2 separate regions of the Homo sapiens genome follow, and region 1 is linked to region 2. A link is an interaction called in ENCODE POLR2A ChIA-PET data of the cell type or tissue named here. Cell type or tissue: MCF 10A. All regions are shown on one strand.

Region 1 (5,000 bases), 200 kb after region 2:
GGAGGTAGAGCTTGCAGTGAGCCGAGATCGCGCCACTGCACTCCACCCTGGGCAACAGAGCGAGACTCCGTCTCAAGAAAAAAAAGAAAAAGAAAAAGAATTGATTTGCCTAACCTCTAGCCCTATGTATCAATTAAGAAGAGAACCCAGGGCTGCCCATCACCATGGCAGCCTTGTTCACCATATTTACCATGGGGGCCAGGGTGCTGGCAACAGCTTTGTGGAGGACCTGCAGGCGCCAGGCCCTTTCCTGAGAGCCCCGTCCCGGTGCTGTCACACGGAGGCTGTGTCTGTTACCGTGGGGTCAGACAACCACAGCTGAAGGAAACAGTGAATTCAGCTCGGCAGCATGTGGGGCGTCACAGGAAAGAAGAAAACAAGTGAGGAGTGAAGTGCCTTGATTTCCCTTCTTGATTCTTGGTGTCTCACCCTACCTACAAATAGTATTTTATTATTTTATTTTATTTTGTTTGTTTATTTATTTATTTATTGAGATAGGTTCTTTCTCTGTCACCCAGGCTGGAGTGCAGTGGTAAAATCATAGCTCACTGCAGCCTCTAACTCCTGGGCTCAAGAGATCCTCCAACCTCAGCCTCCCACGTAGCTGGGACTACAGGCACATGCCGCCACACCTGGCTAATTTTTAGTTTTTTTCTTTTTTTTCTTAGAGACAGGGTCTTGCTATGTTGTCCAGGCTGGTCTCGAACTCTTGGATTCAAGTGATCCTCCTGCCTCGACCTCCCAAAGTGCTGGGATTATAGGCATGAGCCACTGTATCTGACCCTACAAAGAACATTTGACATTTTTCCATGGGGCCAAGGACCCATGGAGTCCTTGGGGCCTCATTCCTGCTCTCCCGTCCAGGCCAAGACCCTCTGCAATCCTTGACAGCACAGGCTCCGTACTGTGGAACTCACAGTGCATGGCCACCTTCTCCTTCTGAGTCTTCTGAGTCCAAAATGGGGCCCAAGGTTTCCTGAGCCCACCAGCAGGGAGGAAGAGGCTAGAGGACACAGCCCAGGTGGATGGGCTCAAAGTCAGAACACCTGTTTCTGGTCCTGGATGTTCTGCTGACTTGCTGAGTGGATCTGGGCAAATCCTTTTTTCCTCTATGAAAAAGGATAATATAGCTGAGCTCAGTGGCTCATGACTATAATCCCAGCACTTTGGGTGGCCGAGGTGGGCAGATTGCCTGAGGTCAGGAGTTTGAGACCAGCCTGGCCAACATGGTAAAACCCCATCTCTACTAAAAATACAAAAATTAGCCGAGCGTAGTGGCACATGCCTGTAGTCCCAGCTATTCAGGAGGCTGAGGTGGGAGGATCTCATGAGCCTGGGAGGTGGAGGTTGCAGTGGGCGGAGATCGCGCCACTGCACTCCAACCTGGGTGACAGAGCGAGAGTCCACCTCAGACAAACAAACAACCCACCATAGTAACTACCACTTCCTGAGAGCCAAGCGTGTGCCGGCTCTGTGCCTCACATTCACGTCTCTCAGTGAATTCTGGGTGATCCTGGGGATGGGTCCTATTACAATTCCTGTTTTCCAGATGAGGAAACTGAGGCTCAAGAGATGCATTACTGGAGTAAGGTGAGAAAGCTTTGTGCTGAATCCTGGATTTGATCCAGGGCATCTGACTCCAGCACCTTTCCTGAGCTATATATATGAAACCTCCCTGAAATAGCTTTCATTTTATGGAGCACGTGCTATTTTCCAGGAACTGTGCCGAGAGCTTTGCATCCATTTATCTCCTTGAATCCTTGCTCCATCTCATTATAATCTCACCTTAAGTGTCACCTCTTTGCGACGTTTTCTGAGGCTTCTCAGTGAGTTCATACCTCCCCCATCACATCGCCCCCTCTGGCTTAGTTCGTTCATAATACTTTTTCTCCTTTTTTTCTTTTTTTTTTTCTGGAGACAGAGTCTCGCTCTGTCACCCAGGCTGGAGTGCAATGGTGCGATCTCAGCTCGCTGCAACCTCTGCCTCCCAGGTAGCTGGGATTACAGGCACGCACCACCACACCCAGCTAATTTTGTATTTTTGGTAGAGATGGGGTTTCACCGTGTTGGCCAGGCTGGTCTTGAACTCCTGACCTCAGGTGATCCACCTGCCTCAGCCTCCCAAAGTGCTGAGATTACAGGCATGAGCCACCACGCCTGGCCTCTCCTTTTTTTCTTTTAAATAAATATTATTATGATGATTATTTTTCGAGACAGAATCTCACTCCATCACCCAGGCTGGAGTGCTCTGGCATGATCTCGGTTCACTGCAACCTCCGCCTCCCAGGTTCAAGCAATTATCCTGCCTTAGCCTCCCAAATAGCTGGGATTACAGGCACGTACCACCACACCGGGCTAATTTTTGTCTTTTTATTAGAGACGGGGTTTCACCATGTTGGCCAGGCTGGTCTTGAACTCCTGACCTCAAATGATCCACCCAACTCGGCCTCCTAAAGTGCTGGGATTGCAGGCGTGAGCCATCACGCCTGGCTCTTTTAAATAAATATTAAACAACTGAACCTGGAACCTTCAGAACACATTGGTTATGTGAGATCCACTCATCTGTTTATCTGTTGCACAATCTGCCTGGGTGTGGCAGAACATAAGCTCCTTGGAGGCTGGGACCTTATTGGTCTAGTCTGTTGTTGTGTCCTCAACACCTCTGTGCATGTCTGGCACATAACAGGCACAATAAGTATTTGTTGGATAAATGAATGACTCCAGACAACAAATCTATGGAGTACATAGCACTACTAACTGCATTTTACAGATAAGGAAACCAAGGCCCAGGTGTGAAACAACTAGCACAGAGTCAGAGGGCGATGCAGGAACAATGTAAACCCTGAGCCTCCCCTGATGAGTCCGAATGGCTCCTCCCAGCTCCATACCTGGAGGTGTGAACGCTCTCATCTTTATCATAAAAAGAGAGGGACTGTGTACCAACCCTCTGTTCAGTGGGCTGGACTGGGAAGACAGGCCTTTTGCTTGTTTTCATTCTATTTCTCCAGCGAGAGTGCAGAGGTTTGGACCCCCGTTGAGGCCAGACTGACAGGATTAGAGGAAACAGCTGGGCTGAGTCCGTGCCCTGCAGGAGGGAGCTCACATTCCCGGACTCTGGGAGAGAGCAGCTCCCCACAGCTCAGTCACATTCCAGGTCGGTCATTTTCCTGAGCCCAGATGTTTGCTAATGAGCTGGGGAGAGGGGCTTTTAGCCCTGAGCCCCAGCTCTGGGCCCCACATTACCTCGGCCCCAAGAGGCTGGCCCAGGGCCAGGAGGCTCTGGCCTCAGGCCCATGCCCTGTGCCAGCCAGGCCTGTAGGGGCAGCTGGAACACCACTGCCAACCAGGTGCATCTGCTCGAGCTGGGACACTCTGACGTGACAGGTTCTGCCTTTCCCGCTGGGGCCCCTGGGGTCCATCTTCAGTGCAGCATCCCTGCTGCAGCCTGATGGGGAGGAGCACTGAGGCAGCCGAGAGGGTGGAGAGGGTGTGGTGGGCAAGGAAGCATGGACTTTGGTGTTGACAGGTCTGGGCTCAAGTCCAGGCTTTGTTAATCACTAGCAATGTGGTCTTGAGCAGGTAATGACACATTTTGGTGCCTCGATTTTTCTTACCTGTAAAATGGGAACAATGATGGGACTGTGGTAAGGATTAGAGGAGATGAAGCAGACAGAGTGACCAGCATAATGCCTGGCACAAAATGGGTAGATATTACTACCAAGTTACTTCCCAGGCCCCCTGCCCACACTGTAGCTTTCCCGTCACCAGACAGATGGTGACTCAACTCCAAACCCTTTGTCCCTGATTAGGGGGTTGGTGTTGTTCTTGAACCTCCCGGTGTTTGAGAGATGGTGGGCTGCCCTGTCAAGGGCACTGGCTGGAAGTTGTGGCTTCTACTCCTGGCTCTATGTGTGATCTGACCAGCTCATCAGGCTCCACAATTAGCTTTCTGCAATGTGGGAGTGGATTCTTACAAAATGTAGAACTCTACTTTCTACCCTGCTCGGGGTCTGCATGAAAGATGGCGGGGGTAAGCTTTGGCTGCAAAATGGTAAATATTTCCTGAGTGTCTACTGTGTACAGTGCAGTGAGGCTGGTTTCTGCCGTACATGGTATATAGTTATCCAACAGACACTAGCTGGCATGGGCTCTTACTGTGTGACTTTAGGCGAGTTACTTAACCTTTCTCTTGACGTTCCTTTTTTCACTTTTTTTTTTTTTTTTTGAGACAAGGCCTTGCTGGAGTGACAAGCTCATTAGGTTCCACAATTAGCCTTCTGCAATGTTGTCCAGGCTGGAGTACAGTGGCACAATCATAGCTCACTGCAGCCTCAAACTCCTGGGATCAAGTGATCCTCCAGCCTCGGGATTTTTTTCACTTTTATTATTTTATTTGTTTGTTTGTTTATTTATTTATTTATTTGAGATGGAGTCTCACTCTGCCTCCCAGGCTGGAGTGCAGTGGTGCGATCTCGGCTCACTGCAACCTCCGCCTCTCAGGTTCAAGTGATTCTCCTGCCTCAGCCTCCCGAGTAGCTGGGACTACAGGCACACGCCACCACACCTGGCTGATTTTTGTATTTTTAGTAGAGAGAGGGTTTCGCCATATTGGCCAGGCTGGTCTCGAACTCCTGACCTCAAGTGATCCTCCTGCCTTGGCCTCCCAAAGTGCTGGGATTACAAGCATGAGCCACTGCGCCTGGCACTTTTAAAACAGAGACAATACTTACCTCATAGGTTTATTGTGAGAGTGGCAACAGCTTGCAATGGGATGAGGCACATGGTAAGGTGCTCAATATGTGTGAACTATTATAACGGTCATAGTTACCATTAAGGGAAGACCTATCTGTGCTACATTAATGGGGGATAATAATTACTTTATTCGCTGGGCGTGGTGGTTCATGCCTATAATCCCAACACTTTGGGAGGCTGAGGCGGGAGGATCACTTGAGGCCAGGAGTTGGAGACCAGCCTGGGCAACATGGCAAAACCCCATCTCT
Region 2 (5,000 bases):
TTATACAGAACTTCATTTCAGAAAACATAAGATTATAATGTTTCTAGCCAACGCAGTGGCTCATGCCTGGAACCCCAGCACTTTGGGAGGCCGAAATGGGAGGATCACTTGAGCCTAGGAGTTCAAACCAGCTTGGGCAACACGGTAAAACCCCGTCTCTACAAAAAATACAAAAATTAACTGGGCATGCCTGTAGTCCCAGCTATTTGGGAGGCTGAGGTGGGAGGACAGATTGAGCCTGGGAGGTCGTGGCTGCAGTGAGCCACGATTGTGCCACTGCACTCCAGCCTGGGGGACAAAACACCCAAAAGGCAGGAGAGTGGGTAGCCACAGAACAAGGGGCCTGATAATCAAGTCAGTCAAAAAGTTTTTTTTTTCCTTTCTGTCTCAAAGGAAAAAAAAAAACACACTCATTATAATATGGAATTAAACATATACACGCACACTCTCACTTATGTAAGTTAACATTCCCTAAAGGCATGAGAGTGGGTAGCCCCGGAACATGGGGCCTGAAAATCAAATCAGTCAAGGCCGCTCCTTTTTGGTTCTTTTGGGTAAGCCAAAATGATCTTTACTAGTGGAAACATTATTCCTCCATCAACAGACAAGTTTCCTGAGAGCTGGTGAACATCTTGCCAACAAGACATATTTCGCAAGCTCAAAACCTTTCTTTCCATCCCCAATCAAACGCTGAGTGTTATGTCTCAAGAAGAAAGCTGGCTGAGGAAGGAGCTTAACATCCTTCCATGAGCAAAAAGAATTAAAGAAAGGGAAGCAACAAGTTCCAGTTCCAAAATAGCTTTTTGATAACTAGGAACTAAGCCCAGCCCTGGACAGTATTACTGACTCTCACCACCACCTAAAGCAGGCTCTGCCAAACACAGCACAACAACCAACTGCTACTAACAACTTTCACTAAGCAGGTAGTGCACGGCAGGCGCTGACTTAGGGCTTAAAACACAGCTATAATAGTAATAGCTAAAACTTATTAAGCCATTCTTCTAAGTGCTTTATATGCCAATATCTCATGTAATCTTAAAAATGAACCAAGGAGTTAAGTGCCAGTATCAGTCTCAGATGCAGAAACTGAGGTACGGAGAGAGTGGTGAGCTTACACATTTAAATGGATGGCAGAGCTGGGGTTCAAAGGCAGGTGCATCTGACCCCAGAACCTGTGTGCCTACTCAATACTCCACAGAGCCCAGCAGCTGGGCCACCTGTGCTAAGAACCACTGCCATCTCTTTGTTTTAAAGTCTCCAAAAGAAGAGGAGCGGGTTATTTAGCACCTACTTTTGCACAGTTGAGTCACAAGTGAGGAAGGCAGCACCGCTCTCTAGTTAAGGATACAGGTTGGAAAGCAAGATTGTCTGCATTCAAATCCTGACTCCACCGGGTCCCAGCTGTGTGACCTTGGACAAGTCACTAAACTCTTCTGAGCCTCGAGTTCCCCCATCTATAAATGAGGGTAGTAACACAGTAGTCACCCCTTATCTGCAGTTTTGTTTTTTGGCAGTTTCAGTTACCTGTGGTCAACCATGGTCTGAAAATACTAAGTGGAAAATTCCACAAACAATTTGGAAGTTTTAAATTTCACGCCGTTCTGCGTGATGAAATCTCATGCCTTCCCACTCCATCCTGCCTGGGACATGAATCATCTTTTTGTCCCGCGTATCCACACTGTACAAGCTATGTACCCGTTAGTCACTCAGGAGCCAGCTCGGTTCTCAGATCCACTGTCATGGTGTCACAGTGCTTGCGTTCAAGTTACCCTTATTTTGCTTCATAATGGCCCTAAAACACAAGAGTAGTGATGCCAGCAATTCAGATATGCCGAAGTGAAGACAAAAGGGCTTCTTTAAGTGCAATTTCTCAATTTAATAAAGGAAGGGAAAAACTATATGCGGAGACTAAGATCTATGGTAAGAATGAGTCTTCTATCTAAAATTTTGAAGGAAAAGAAATTTGTGCTAGTTTTGCTGTCACACCTCAATGCAAAGCATATAGGGTTCGATATTATCTGTGGTTTCAGGCATCCAATGGGGGTCTTGGAGTATATCCCCCATAGCTAAGGAGGGACAACTGCTATACATACATTATACTGTTATTTTAAGGATTATGTGGGGGTAATCCTCATTCAGCATCTGGCACATACCTGGGACATAGTCACTGCTCCATAAATTCTACATGTTAAGTCAACAGAAAAGAGGAAGAAACAAGAAAGTAAAAGCATATAATCTAACAATTTCACAACAAAGGCCTCGCTGGCCTTCTGCCAACCTCCAGAAAACAGTGCTGGACTCTGTGTACCCGCAGTGTGGCTGGGACTGCAGACACCAGGAAGACCTTGGGACCTGTGGAGCCTGGATGGTTCAGTTGTCTGAGCCAAGGAGGGCTGGATTAGGCTCAGTGATCGAAGCTGAGCAAGTTTCAGCACATACCTCTACAAAGTGGACGCCCAGGGATGGCTGATATGATGATTCTTTAGGAAGCCAAATGCTCAGTTTCTCAGAAAGGTGTTTTCCTGTTTCATGACAGATAAAAAGGTTTCTCATCCAGACAAATAAATCTGCTGACTGAGAGCTTTCATTAAAAGCAAACAGTCTTGCAATAAGGAACCGTAAGCTAGGAAGGCCTTCCATGAATATATGAAATGTCACAAGTCCTCAGCCTGTGTCTGAGAGTGAGAGAGGGAGAAATTTGAGAAGGTGCTGACCAGCTCAAAGACTGGGATATCATAACCCTAACAACATCCAGTCAGTACATTCCTCACCTACAAACGAAAATCACAGGCAAGGCCACGCACCGCTGAGTCCCAGGAGACACACCTTCCCAAATAAGTGTTTGGGTGGGTTGCTGTTAACTTCCAATAAAGCAGATAAATGTCATCAATTGCTTCCTGTCTTCAGGTCTTGTCAATACAGAATGCTAAGTCCGCTAGCCTCGAAAGCCTGTGTACCTTCCACAGTCTTAAAGACTTGATGGGAAACTGGAAAAGCAATCAGGAACAGAACACCATGGGCACGAGACTCATTCCAGGTACTGTCACAGCAAGATACCCTTCTAGTATTCCAAAGCTAGGAACACACCTCCCCTTGCTCCCGCCAGCCCAGGGAAACCGAATAAGCTGTTTACCAGGGACCCCAGCAAAGCGAGCCTCAAAACTCACCAGTGGGAGAACTTCATGACACAAAGAGAAAACATTGTTGCTTTCATTTGCCAATTTTTAAATACTTAGCTCATAAGTTCTGTGACCAAAACTAATAGAAGGCTCGGGAGGAGAGCTCGGAAAAGCAGAGGGGGTTGTTTTCCTAGGCTCCTTCCTCTAACACGAAGGTGGAAATCAATTCGCTTTCCCCTTCTAACCCTTGAATCCCTGGAGAACGATCGTATTTGGATGGCCTACGAATGCTCAGCTTTCCAGTAGTGCCCCAGACGAGGAATCCATCCATCCAAGTATTGTTCTTACCTCCCACTACCTCCTACGTCAGGGGAGGGGACCGGGCACATGGTTCCGAGGTCATGCTCCTCACTTAGAGGATCGTGGGAATGCTTACGGAAACACTTGTCACGGCGCTGCCAGCTGGAATCGCTGCTTAAGAAGAGGCTGGAAAACTAGGGAGTGCGCGATCAGAGACGGGAGGCTGGGGAGAGCAGGGAGGCAGATGTTGTGTGTTATCACTGAAACAAACACAAGCCATCCAGTTGTGCACTTCAGCTACGTGCGGCTTAGCGTACTTCGATAATGCCTCCAGAAAGTCAGGGAAAGGAAATACAGAGGAAGCTGGGCCTCTCTTCTACCACCTCGAAACTGTCCTGCTGCCAAACAGATCTGGGAAAGCAGGTTTTAATGAGAAAATTCAATTAAGAAATAAACTTAAGTAACCCCATAGCATGCTGAGTGAAGAGAGGAGCCTTTCTCAAGTGTCTTAGTGCCGAGGAGTGGACCAAGGGGCTCTGAAAAATGACCAATGAGGCTTCCCGCCACTCAGAGGAAGCCAAGCTCAGAAAGGCCACGAAGACCATCCTCGCTTAAGCGCGGGGCCAGATTCCAAGGCCAGGTCTGCTCCGCCTCATCCATTTCTTGTGCTGCTTCCCAGTGAGACTCAGCAGAGGACACACGAGGCCACATGAGGTACTCACATCAGGATCTCAGCTCTCTAACACAGGGAGGGGTGCAACGAAGGCAAGGACACAGGTGCTGTGCGTGACTCCCCACCGGGGCCGGCGGGCACTGGGTGGCTCAGAGATCATTAGGAACGGTCGCTCCCTCCCTTTCTCCTGGTTTCCCTTCTGTCCTCTGATAGAGGAAAGTGGCTTAGATCATTCTCACAGGAAGATTAAATCCAGAGCAAGGGAAAGGGATAGGAATCCGTTTCCAATCAATGATGGAAACCAGATTCCCTCATCAGTTGGGATTCATTCTTACATGTTGTAAACATCACAGAGCTCCACCCATGGCTACAAGCGTTCAGGAGGTATGAAGCATGGTGGCACATCCTGGGTGAGAGCTGCCTGTGGCCAAGAAGCCTCCCGGCTTGGGCTGGCCCATCTGAGGGACAGGAAGCAACACGTCTCTTGGAAGTTATCCCCAAAACTCCCATCTCAGAAAGGTGAGATAAAGCACAAGACTGTCCCACTCTTGTAAATGTTCTATATTTACAGGAATAAAGTTTTAAAACCATCTTAGACAACTATAACCTCCTTCCTGTAGAACATACCCATGTACATTTGTACTCATATGGGAAAATATGGTATCAATTATTAATAGTAAAGTATTTGAATTAAAGGTCTTTTGTTCTTGAAGAACCACGGGATCTCAGTTTCAGTGGCCTTGGAGTCCCACTTCCCCCGTATGAAATCCCTAAAGCACTAGGTGTTTTGACCCCTGCTTGATCTTGACTATGGGGAAAATGCACCATGTCCCCAGTCAGCCTGTGTCACGCGGTGCTGGCTGTTTGGCAGCTCTGCCTTACACTGCAGCCTCCAGCACAGAGAGTCC

Evidence for each region. Peaks named below come from ENCODE experiments on the same cell type or tissue, not always from the same donor. Only the 100,000 strongest peaks of a DNase experiment are listed, where the experiment ranks them.
Region 1: POLR2A ChIA-PET joins it to region 2 with 33 read pairs; 5 of 35 experiments call an interaction of 5 or more read pairs at or near these places.

What each region holds. Positions count from the first base shown.
Region 1 is chr1:19,637,576-19,642,575 of GRCh38, forward strand. The region is part of intron 1 of MICOS10-NBL1 (MICOS10-NBL1 readthrough); the gene reads left to right. Among named protein-coding and RNA genes, the nearest start is that of NBL1, 4.2 kb to the right of the region's middle. In MCF 10A, a CTCF peak has its summit at 3,374; DNase peaks (open chromatin) are centred at 2,586 and 3,516.
Region 2 is chr1:19,434,604-19,439,603 of GRCh38, forward strand. The region is part of intron 1 of CAPZB (capping actin protein of muscle Z-line subunit beta); the gene reads right to left. Among named protein-coding and RNA genes, the nearest start is that of CAPZB, 48 kb to the right of the region's middle. In MCF 10A, no CTCF peak of the experiment used is centred here; DNase peaks (open chromatin) are centred at 658, 1,688 and 2,318.